Regions from separate parts of the Homo sapiens genome. Here region 1 is linked to region 2. A link is a contact called in ENCODE Hi-C or POLR2A ChIA-PET data. All regions are on one chromosome and are shown on one strand. Each heading gives the region's core, a stretch centred on a gene start or an enhancer-like site at or near the end of the contact. The rest is flanking DNA. Distances are from core to core; before and after follow the strand shown.

Evidence for each region. Hi-C counts contacts between places; a loop is a spot of excess contacts on that map. ChIA-PET counts read pairs that join two places held with the same protein, here RNA polymerase II (POLR2A). Pooled maps may share reads with other maps.
Region 1: a loop to region 2 is called in a pooled map, with 1.8 times the contacts of the local background. The contact joins two enhancer-like sites. A Hi-C loop is called at or near these places in 7 of 50 pooled maps. POLR2A ChIA-PET finds 5 or more read pairs at or near these places in 3 of 52 experiments (A673, PC-9 and activated CD4-positive, alpha-beta T cell).

The regions. Positions count from the first base shown.
Region 1 is chr18:62,036,257-62,041,824 of GRCh38, reverse strand. It overlaps PIGN (phosphatidylinositol glycan anchor biosynthesis class N), which reads left to right. Exons shown (of 31, transcript NM_176787.5): 31 at 1-661. Among named protein-coding and RNA genes, the nearest start is that of RNF152, 150 kb to the right of the region's middle. Within about 2 kb of position 4,309, at least 2 of the 41 ENCODE cell types and tissues checked have a DNase peak (open chromatin) inside an H3K27ac peak, as active enhancers do.
Region 2 is chr18:61,946,089-61,952,056 of GRCh38, reverse strand. No RefSeq gene overlaps it. Among named protein-coding and RNA genes, the nearest start is that of RNF152, 56 kb to the right of the region's middle. Within about 2 kb of position 1,941, at least 5 of the 41 ENCODE cell types and tissues checked have a DNase peak (open chromatin) inside an H3K27ac peak, as active enhancers do.

The sequences.
Region 1 (5,568 bases), core at 3,060-5,559, 87 kb before region 2:
GGGCTTGGTGGCTCACCCCTGTAATTCCAGCACTTTGGGAGGCCGAGGTGGGTGGATCACTTGAGGTCAGGAGTTCGAGACCAGTCTGGCCAAGATGGCAAAACCCCATCTCTACTAAACACACACACACACACACACACACACACACACACACACACACACACACACACACACACACACACACCCGGCGGGGTGGTAGGCTCCTGTAATCCTTGCTACTCAGGAGCCTGAGGCATGAGAATTGCTTGAACCTGGGAGGTGGAATTTGCAATGAGCCGAGATGGTGCCACTCTGGGCGACAAAGTGAGACTCTGCCTCAAAAAGAAATGTCTCCATATAATTTTGCACTAAAACCTTAATTTGTCATAGTTTTGAAAATAGGGTGTTGTATGTTGATTGAATTTTTTTCCCTGAGAACTGGAATACCATTTTTACTTTAACCCTTAATGTGAGAAAACTTTACAATTTCCTGCAATTTTTCCTGCCTCTGTATATATTACACCTGTCATCATTTAGTCTTTCATGTGGGAAAGGCCAGTGGTACCAGATTGCATTCGGTTCATCATGGCTCATTGTCTAGCCCTGCTAGAGTATAGACTAAGCCTTCATACCTTATGTTTTATATCTTTTACCTGAAAAATAAATTTGCACCAAATTTCAACTTGTTTTCTTATGATTTGACAGTGTAGAAAGTGATTAGTAGTTAAATTTTTATAATGCTTTGTTATTTAAAAAAACTATGAAAAGAAAACATCAGTTATCAAAATTTCCTTTAATTGGCCTCAAAGGGCTAAAATCTAAAATTATTATTACTCTTGGGTAAACTCATGAAAAGATAAATTCTTTTTACAGAAGAATTTAATTAGCTTGACTGGTATCAAATACCAATTGCATCAAACATCAGTGATTCCATGAATTTTTTAAAGTTGTTTTTACTTTAAGCAGATAATGTTCAGTGAATTTGACTAATGTGATTAACGAAGGGACCAACACAGGTAATTGTCAATCTTACAGACATAAACTGTTACCTCGAATATCCCTGTATTACTTGAAATTCTAGAAATCGTCTGTCAACATTTTAAAAGCTCCTCTCCTTGCTGATGAGAAGTAATATTCTTAAAGTTAGAAACCATACAATTAAATCCTGATTTGCCTGATACATGTTTGCTTATCATGTCCTATCTCTCATGCTATTGTGATTGGTTTTATTTTATTAAAAACTGCTCATAGCATAGCCAGGTGATCTATGTGAACATCAACAGTGATAAGCTGACAGTATGTACCCTGGATACATGATGAGAATGGCACTTTAGCTACACGGACTTCCTCCCCAGTGCTCATAAACCCAGTCTAATCATGAGAAAAACAGACAAATATCAATATAGGAACATTTGGCAAAATACCCAGTGAGTACTTTTCAAAACTACCAAGGTCATCAAAAACGAGAAAAGGCTGAGAAACTGTCAAAGCCAAGAGAAGCCTGTAGAGACATGACCACTGCATGGGGTGCGGCACCCTGGATGGGCCCTAAACATGCGGTGCGGCACCCTGGATGGGGCCCTAAACATGGGGTGCGGCACCCTGGATGGGGCCCTAAACATGATGTGCGGCACCCTGGATGGGGCCCTAAACATGGGGTGCGGCACCCTGGAAGGGGCCCTAAACATGAGTTGCGGCACCCTGGCTGGGCCCTAAACATGGGGTGCGGCACCCTGGAAGGGGCCCTAAACATGGGGTGCGGCATCGTCGATGGGGCCCTAAACATGGGGTGCGGCACTCTGGATGGGGCCCTAAACATGGGGTGCGGCACCCTGGATGGGGCCCTAAACATGGGGTGCGGCACCCTGGATGGGGCCCTAAACATGATGTGCGGCACCCTGGATGGGGCCCTAAACATGGGGTGCGGCACCCTGGAAGGGGCCCTAAACATGAGTTGCGGCACCCTGGCTGGGCCCTAAACATGGGGTGCGGCACCCTGGAAGGGGCCCTAAACATGGGGTGCGGCATCGTCGATGGGGCCCTAAACATGGGGTGCGGCACTCTGGATGGGCCCTAAACATGGGGTGCGGCACCCTGGATGGGGCCCTAAACATGATGTGCGGCACCCTGGATGGGGCCCTAAACATGGGGTGCGGCACCCTGGATGGGCCCTAAACATGGGGTGCGGCACCCTGAATGGGCCCTAATCATGGGGTGCGGCACTCTGGATGGGGCCCTAAACATGGGGTGCGGCACCCTGGATGGACCCTAAACATGGGGTGCGGCACCCTGGATGGACCCTAAACATGGGGTGCGGCACCCTGGATGGGGCCCTAAACATGAGATGCGGCACCCTGGATGGGGCCCTAAACATGGGGTGCGGCATCCTGGATGGGGCCCTGAAACAGAAAAGGACATCAGGTAAAAACTAAGGAAATCTGAATAAAGTATGGAATGTAGTTAATAAAATGTCAATATTTGTTCATTAAATGTGAAAACTGTGCCTTAGTAGTTTTTAGTAATTAGTAATCATTAGGTATTAATAATAAGAGAAACTGGGTGAGGGAGTGTGTTGGAACCCTCTGTATTAATTTTGCAAATTTTCTATAAAACTATTGTAAAATAACAAGATTATTTAAAATTGTAATTTTATGTTTTTAAAATTTTTACTCTATACACATAATTTTACATAAATGCATTAGAAGTGTAATAACAGAGAAGCAGAGGATTGAAGGGGTGGTTCACTGGTTTTTTTCTGTTTTCGTTATTTCTCCCTAGTTCTCTCTCTGCTCTTTCACTCCTGTAACTCCTCTCTGAGCCATGTTAGAGCCCAATGTGTATAACATTTTTCTTCCTGAATTACTTTCAATCAATTATTGTAGCTATTATTATTATTATTATTATTATTATTATTATTATTATTATTTTGAGACAGGGTCTCACTGTGTCGTGCAAGCTGTAGTGCAGTGGTACAATGATGGCTCACTGCTTCCTTGACTTCCTGGGTTCAAACAGCCCTCTTACCTCAGCCTCCTGAATAGCTGGAACCACGGGCTAATTTTTAAATATTTTGTTTTTGTAGAGACAGGGTCCTGCCATGCTGCCCAGGATGGTCTTGAATTCCTGGGCTCATGCAATCTGCCCCTTGGTCTCCCAAAGTATTGGGATCAGAGGCACGAGCCACTGTGCCCAGCCAATTATTATGTTCCACATAAATCTCACATGAGTGTGTAGTGGTCAGCTGTGCCTTTGCTCAGCATTTCCTCTTGAGATAACTGTGCCTGCATTGCTAACCTTCTGTTTCTGGCAGGAGCCAAAAATTTTTTATGACCCTTCTCACCACATTTGACTAGTTTAGGGGTGCACATCCAACCCACACAAGACCAGTCTAAGTTCTTTGCAAGATTTTCAAGCTGCAACTGAGAGAAAGTTTCTAACATGTGAAGTTTCAGAGCTGTTTTTGGCCAAGTTCAATTAAGTGAAATATTCTAGTAACCTCCCAGTAAGTAATCTTTTCAAAAAAAAAAAAAAAAAAAACACGGAGGGGGATTGAATTCACTGATCTCTCTAAGAACACGGTGGATTACGAGAAATCCGAAGCTCCACTTAAAATGTTTATTTTTGTTCCTGGTTTTTATCTTCTGCTAAGTTGGAATTTAGGGGGCAGAATGGTTCCATGAAAACTGATTCAGACTTTATCCCTCCGATTCACAGTGCTGCTTTCATGCCTAATACTACAAAATGTTCAAGTGCCCTGTTTTGGTATTATGTAGTAAAAACAGGAATTAAAAATCTTAGCTTTGCATAGCCTCAATCTCCAGGAACTGCAAAGAACTCTTACATGTTCATTCCTCCAAAACAAAATACAAATTTTCTCATAGGTGCTACTGGAGAAACAATAGCACAAATAATCCCAATGGAGAGCCTGCCATATGCCAAGCCCTGTGCCAGGGGCTTTACACTCATGATCTCACATAATTGAGTTATTGCAACCACTAGTGCTAGGCCAGACCTCAGCGAGCCTGGTCTGGGTTCCAGGCTGTCAAGAAGGATGTCTTAGGCTCTACTCAAGTTTGGTTTTTCTTCAGCAAAAGCAACAAACACTGGAAAGATAGTAACGAGAGAAAAATATATAGGTGGTTTTGCCCTCCCCTCAAAGGTCTCTCCAGCTCACCGTGCCTCCACCAAAGATTAGGGCTCTTAGAAGCCCGAGGAGAACGATTTGCCCAGTAGAGCAGAGGAACACAGAGCATGGACCCGCTGCCCTCAGTGCTCACAGCCATGGCAGCATTCCCAAACAACTTACATCACCGTAAGAGGCAGTGGTTGTGCTGCTCAGGAGGGCCAGCTTCACTAGGCCTTTACGTCCCTGCTTTGTCTGCACGATGGGGCCCTGGGCTGTTCCACCCATGCCCACTGAGGGGCTTTCATGTGGACAGGCCCGGCCATGGCCCATACAACACCAACCAAGGTAGATATCAGCCTTATTTTCCAGATAAGAAAACTGAAGTTCCAAGAGACTAAATGAATGTTCCAGAGTCCTCCCTTTGGCAAGTTGATTTGCTAGTCAACTCAGAGCTAATTTCAGTCTAAGTCTAAAGCGAAAACTTTTAATCACCAGACTCCCTTAGGGGTATACAACTGCTTCCTTGGGGATGCCAGAAAAATAGTCCACACAGACGATAACACTTGGAAACAAAATACATTTATCCTTTGCTTAGGTCACATGAGTGGAATTACATAGATGATGACAGCAGTAGCCTTAATGTGCAGGTCAGTGGCATGAGTTAAAGTAAGACATTGCATTAATCAGCAGATAATTCAATATCCTCTCCTAGTCAAGCAGAGTGGGGATACAAAGTATAAGACATCAGTCCTGCCCTTGAAGAGCTTGTGTTGTAATTGAGGAGGTAATAATAATGAAACTGGCAGATCATATTTACTGAGTGCTTCCTCTGCACCAGCTGGTTGACCTCAAATCCCTCACGTGTCCCAGGTCAAGGAAGACCAGCAATGAAAGTTATGGGCAGTTGAATGCTGAGTGGCCAGACATGATGGCAGGTTAACATACCAGTTAGCATCTGCTAAGATAAGGATTCTTTCAGGGCCTATGGCAGTAATATGCTCCTCCTGAAATGCAATGTCCTAACTAGCAGTTGACAAAAAAGAAGGGCATAATATGGCCATTGAGAACCAGTGGAATGAAACCAGCCCTGTGGACAGCTTTGTAGCCCCTAGTTTAGGATCTCTCCATAGTTTCCTTGCTCCATAAACAATTTGTTATGTAAGAAATTCAAGTACTAAAATATCCAGAGGAAAAACAACATAATCCACGGTTCACATGTGTTTTACTTGTGGCAAGCATTGCTAGTTACCTACCCAGTATCCACTCTCCTTTTTTACCATCAGAACCTTGATTTGTTTGTCAGAAATATGCCCAGAGCCAGGCAGGGTGGCATACACCTATAGTCCCAGCTACTCAGGAGGCTGAGGCAAGAGGATTGCTTAAGCCCAGGAGTTCAAGGACAGCCTGGGCAACATAGTGAGACCACATCTCTAAAAAAATCTTTAAAAAAAAAAGTATACTGG
Region 2 (5,968 bases), core at 692-3,191:
AGGCAATGTCATGCCTGAGTAGCATTGGTAAGATCCTCCTTAGTCCAGGAACTGTAGCATGTTTAAGGCCATTGTAATGTTAGCATCAACAACCCTGGAAGGGTTTTTTTTTTTTTAATTCACCCCAAGAGAATGTTTTCAGTGGAACTCAGCGACATCCTGAAGTTGAAATAAATGTCCATGTGTCTCCAAGCAAATGCCCCATGTCTCTTACATTTAACCATACAGAAGAAACAGTAAGCAGCATGAATCCTTTCATTTTCCTGGGTAATAGGTAAGTGGCAAAAAGAATTGGCTTTTGACATTGAAGGAGGCCCTAAAACTCTGACCTACTGAATGTGTTGCTGACAGCAGTGTAACTACATTGGGGTAGTGCCGGAGATGGGGCCAATCACCATGGAAAACCCTGAACCAACTAGCTGGGCATGGTGGTGAGCTCCTGTAATCCCAGCTACTCTGGAGGCTGAGGCAGGAGAATCGCTTGAACCCGGGAGGTGGAGGCTTCAGTAAGCCAAGATCGCGCCACTGCACTCTAGCCTGGGAGACAGAGCTAGACTCTGTTTCCAAAAAAGGAAATGCAGAATGCGTCACCACAGTCCTCCCTAACAATTCCAGCCCTGGATCCAGAAAATTTTTATTCTTACAACTAGACAGCTCTGGTCCACTGCTGCTGTTATGAGAACCATTAGGGGACAAAAAGAAATAAGCGTTTGAGGTTTTAGGGACTGTAAGCAATTAGAGGAATGAAAAGCAGGAAGAGTTTCCAACAGTTGAAACCCTGAAGCATTCCAGGGTTTTCTCTCCAGGAACCTCAAGGGCCACATGAAGGAACACTGGACTTTCTGTAGGATCACTGCTCCTTTGGCATCCACGGAGTCACAGTGAAGGACATTCCCAACAATGTTTTGGGTGGCTGATGGGAAGACAGTGGTCATGGAACCAAAGGATTTGGAAAAACTTACAAACGAAGACACAAACTGGAAACGTAATCCTTGAGTTCTTAAAGGCTTTCTCAGACATGACCTTGATTTGTACTTTTTTGCCTCTGAAATGGGAGTATAATTCTGCTCTTTCAAAGGTACCATAAGGGCTGATGAATTAAACAACATAAATTATTTTTGCAAATATAAAACTCTAATACAAATAAAGAAATCATAGTACATATAGACCCTTCATAGCCTATAAAAAGAATTAATGTGGATGCAGAAAGCTATTCTATTTAAATGGTTAAAAAATGAGTAGCAGTTCCTTTCTGTTTGGATTTTAATTGAAGCCTAGGGATTTATGTGAGGAAACACCTGACTGAGCATGGACAAGGACAATTATTTGGAGAGAAAAATATGGTTTTGAAATTCACACCCAGTGCCAGGGCTCTGAAGGTGCATGCCAGGTTTCAGGGAACATTGTCTGGTCTCAGGGGAGTACACATGCAGAAATTTACTTTGCTTCTAATTTATATAGTATGAGACAAAACTAAAACATGGGTGACCGTTTCCCTGAGATCTCAGGAATGTTATAAGGGATGTTGTTAATAGAAGGAAACAAATGGAAAAAATTCCTCTGCTCCCATTTAAAAATGTCACCACACTGAAGAGGAAACCCGTAATAGTGCTTATCTCTCAATACAGTTTTGCATCTGAGCTTGGCCAAAGATGTCTCCACGTTTCTCCCTGTTTTGCTTAAGCATCCCAATTCCAATGCCTAATAAACCGATAGCATCCTAGTATTGTTAGACACACCCAGAGTGAAACCTAATAACTGAAAGCCCATATCAAATCAGAGAGCTGCCCTCACGGGTGAGAGAGACAGGGAGAAGGACAGGCTTTGGGGCTGCCCAGGGATGAGCTAGGAGAGCCGAGGTCAGACTCCCGTCATGATTTGGCTCAAGGGTTTTGCATTCCAGTTTCAATTCAGGTTCCAGCACGTATAGTGACTCATAAACAGGGCACAAACGAGCATGGATGTTGTGATTAACCAAGAAAAAGGAATGGAACAAAGCAGACAGCAAAGTGGGTGGGAAACGTTCCCGGGGTTGCTGCGGAGTCAGAAGCAGGGAGTGACTGCAGGTCAGACTGCATCAGGCTGGGGACGTGTATTTCCGAAGGGGAATGGTGAGGGGGACAGAGGTGGTCGGGAGATGCCAGAACACATCCGTCTCATCTTGATGGCAATCTCACTGCAGTATTTTGGTCAAAAGGAGGGAAAAACACAGACTGGATGAGCTGGGTGAGCACAGAGAGAAGTGGGCACCCTGGCTGTGTCCCAGAATTTCCATACGGGGGAACCATGGGCCAGATGAGCAGTGGGACCACCACCGCTCATGAGGGACAACAAGCAGCCCTGGGCAGTATTGGGCCTATTCAGGCACGGGGGGAGTGAGGGTAGGGCAGGGAATGGGGATCTGCCACTTGCCTTTAATGAGTGGTCTTAGAAGTCCCAACTTTAGGGCTAATTTTTAGAATCAAGATGTAACTTATATACAGTCAAGCTTGAGGAATGTTTGCATATGCATATACCCATGTAAACAACTATATCTATTACCCCAGACTCCTTCATCCCCCTTCCCAATCAAGACCATCATTCAGAGGCAACCACTTCCTGATTTCTATCATCACAGATTCATTTTACCTGTCCTTAGGCTTCATCTCCATGGAATCGTAACAATGTATACTCATTGTGTCTGCCCTTTTCACTCAACAAGATTTATTGGAGATGTGCCCTTGTTTTTGGATGCATCGGTGGGTAGCAATGTGAAGGGCACACTTTTTCCTTCCTTGGGTGCTACTTTCTCTTTCACTGAGTTTGATGTTAAGTGTTAAGAAGCTAGATGTCATACTATGTAAATTCTAAACCAAAAGAGAAGTCCCACATAAAAAATATCTGACAGCATGCTACCAGGGACATCACAATCCCGTGTCCTGCTGTAGCAACTCAGCAGACATGTTTTTGTTGCGTGGTTTTTACTGTGTGTGCTTCTCTGCCTTCCACTGCGGGGTAAACCCTTCCCCCAGGCTTGTGAAGGTGGCCTTTTGTTTTCAAAGAGCCACAGAACTGCTACTGGCTAAATCACAGGGTGTTTAAGGCTGTGATTGAAATTTAGGAGCCAGCACTCAATGTCACCTTTGATGATCTAAAATTGCACACAAGGTAAACCGGATCTCCCCATAATAGATGGCACACAGAAGCTCATTTTTAGATTGTGTTCTCACAGGGTCTTGCTGCAGTTGACTGATGTTATTAAACTTTAAGGACCCCTCTGGGAAGGAGGTTTGCTCTGAATAGCAGTGTTCTCAGGGAGATTGTGACCTGGTGACCTCACCCAATTGAATCTCTTTCATTTTATAGAAAATCTGAAGCTCCTCATTATGAAGCTGACCAAGAATAGCAGTGCAGCTTTTTCCTTTTCTGCTTTAGCACATTCCAGGGGATCAGAGGCTGAGCTTCCTGAATATAACCGGGACATGAGCTTATGGAAATGGAATGAGACCAAGGATGTACAGAGTGAAATTCACACATGCTGCACAATGAGCAATGCCGCGTCCCTAACTAAGCAAGTGGCACCAAGGGTCCCTTTACCTTTGGTAACTGTAACAGAAACAGATCTCCTTTTTATAGTTCTGTCTCTGCAGAACAGCAGCCCTGAAAAGCTAATTGGTCCTCAGCCATGGTGACAGTGTCTATGCGCTCCCTTGACAGTGAACACTCAGGCCTGTGGCTTTGAAGCCCCTGGGGAGGGAGAAAGAGGGCAGCCAGGGTGGTCCCTTTTCATGGCAGGAAATTGCCAGATAGGCTTGTGTGAAAAATGTCCCAAAAGAGTGAGTAACCCTCCCCTATGCGAGTGTCTGATTAATACTGAAGGGTGGTGATTTTCTGCACAGAAAGCAACAGACAAAAGCATTTAGAAAGAAGAAATGAAGAAAAGTTAATTTACAAAGACGTGAAGGGAGTCAGATTTCAAAAGGACTGATCCTCCTTAGAAAGAACCAAATACAGGAAGAAAACCATAGCCTTACAAGTTGGTCAAATTTATATTACTTCGTTCTTGGTGGAATACAATAACTTTTTCACACGATCATCATACTCACACGTGTTGGCATTGTGAAAGTCAGGGATAAAGCCATTTTTTGTTTGTTTGTTTGTTTTTGGTTTAGAGAGTCAGGCAGGGTTGTTGGAATTGTTCAAGTTTTTATTATCTGGGGGAACAGACATCAACAGAGCGACCCTATTATTTTTGGTTTATCTCAGAGTGCAAACTCTTTCCCCTTTTTTCCTAACTGTACTATGTCATATTCTTAATCACAGTGAAGCAGAGCAAAGGATCAGTTTTGCCTAGGGAGATCCCTCTTTTGTTCAAGTTCCCCGTCCCTAAGGTGCAGTTTGGTCACATAAGATGCCTAGTGATTTTCCGACTCAGTATCATTAATTTGATATTTTGCTTTATTTGATGATTTTTATTTTCATAGGAGCAATGAGTGTTACACATTACACAAGGACCCCCCCTTTTTTTTTAGTTTTAATAAAGCTAGAGCAACATGATATTAACACTTAAAAGTTAGTGCTGGAGGCCTTGTTAAACCCCTAAGGGTATAATTTACCTTTATATTTCAGAAGTATTTTGTTTTCCTTCTCAGTTGGTCCACTGAGATCAGGAACCAAGAACCATCCAATTCACATCTACCAGCCTTTGCCCAGCCTTTGCCCAAAGTGCCTCTAACTTTTAAAAGTATTAGAGTCTCATCTTTCCCTGATATCTTTTTGTTGTCAATATTCCCTGCCTGCCTTTGAGGCAGGGGTCCCATAAGTCACAGAGCAGACTGTAGATCAATTTCATGGGAGGACCTCGAGGGCCTTACTCCCCACATGTGGAGGCATAGTCCCTGGGCTTGTCTTACCTAATTAGATGAGGTTTCTGGCATGATCGTGGTTATAGATTTGATTTATCCAATTATACCCTGGCTGGAAAAGGAACATATTCTTGTTGAACTTATGCAAATAATTTACAGTTACAGAGAGTAGAGGAATTTAGTGAAGGCACTTTGCATAATATTTAATCGTTATTAGTGTTCCATCTCATTATTTTTTATAAAATCATTATTCCTATATTAATTTATAGTCTATGTTATTAAGACTTTTTTTCCCTGAATTCCAAGGGCTCAGTTGGAACAAGATACCATTTAAAGAAGATTTCACACCAATTTGAACAAGCATAATCTGTCAAATTGAGGGTCAGTGCTAGATTAAGAAGAAAAGGGGTTTCTTGCCATGCCCATTTAAAATAGAATCCTGACTGCAATTAAATCACTGCATTTCATTCACCTCGTCCTAGGGAATTCATTTGTATTTTGTTGATCTTAGACTAAACAGTCTGTTTCCATGAAGTCATTTGCTTCGGGAGGGGAAAAGTTCCAGGATCCTGATTCAGTCTCTTGGTACAGTCTTGCAGTCTGGGGTGAAGAAGTTGGCTCACAATGAGAAGCCTGTACCTATGAGTCTATTCCCTGTAGGTTCAACTGTCTGAGGATCTGGTTCAGTCCTTTACTTAGGCTCCTTTGATATTTCTTTCGGCATCAATTTCTGATTTGTTTTTGTATTTCAGTAAGTGGGGGGGAAAAGCAGAAAATACTTCTGAATGATAAGATTCAAAGGCTTTGCTCAATTTATTAAAATAATCCTAATATCAGAATGTAAAGAAAAATTCTCTCTTGAGATGCAATAAGCAATCAATTTGTTAGGAGTTTGCTGATGCTTGTTCTGAGGTTAAGAACACATAAACAGTGAGGACATTGTGAAATCTTCAGGGTCTCTAATTTATCCCTATGTATTCTGATTGTCATCAATTGACAAGAGTGTTTATGTAGAAAACCAAGATATCTCTTTTTGAAATTAATCTATTTATTTGCAGTTACCATGCCAACCTTTGAACATTAACATGTGTTTTTGATACAAAATTTCATAAGTACTGAAATAT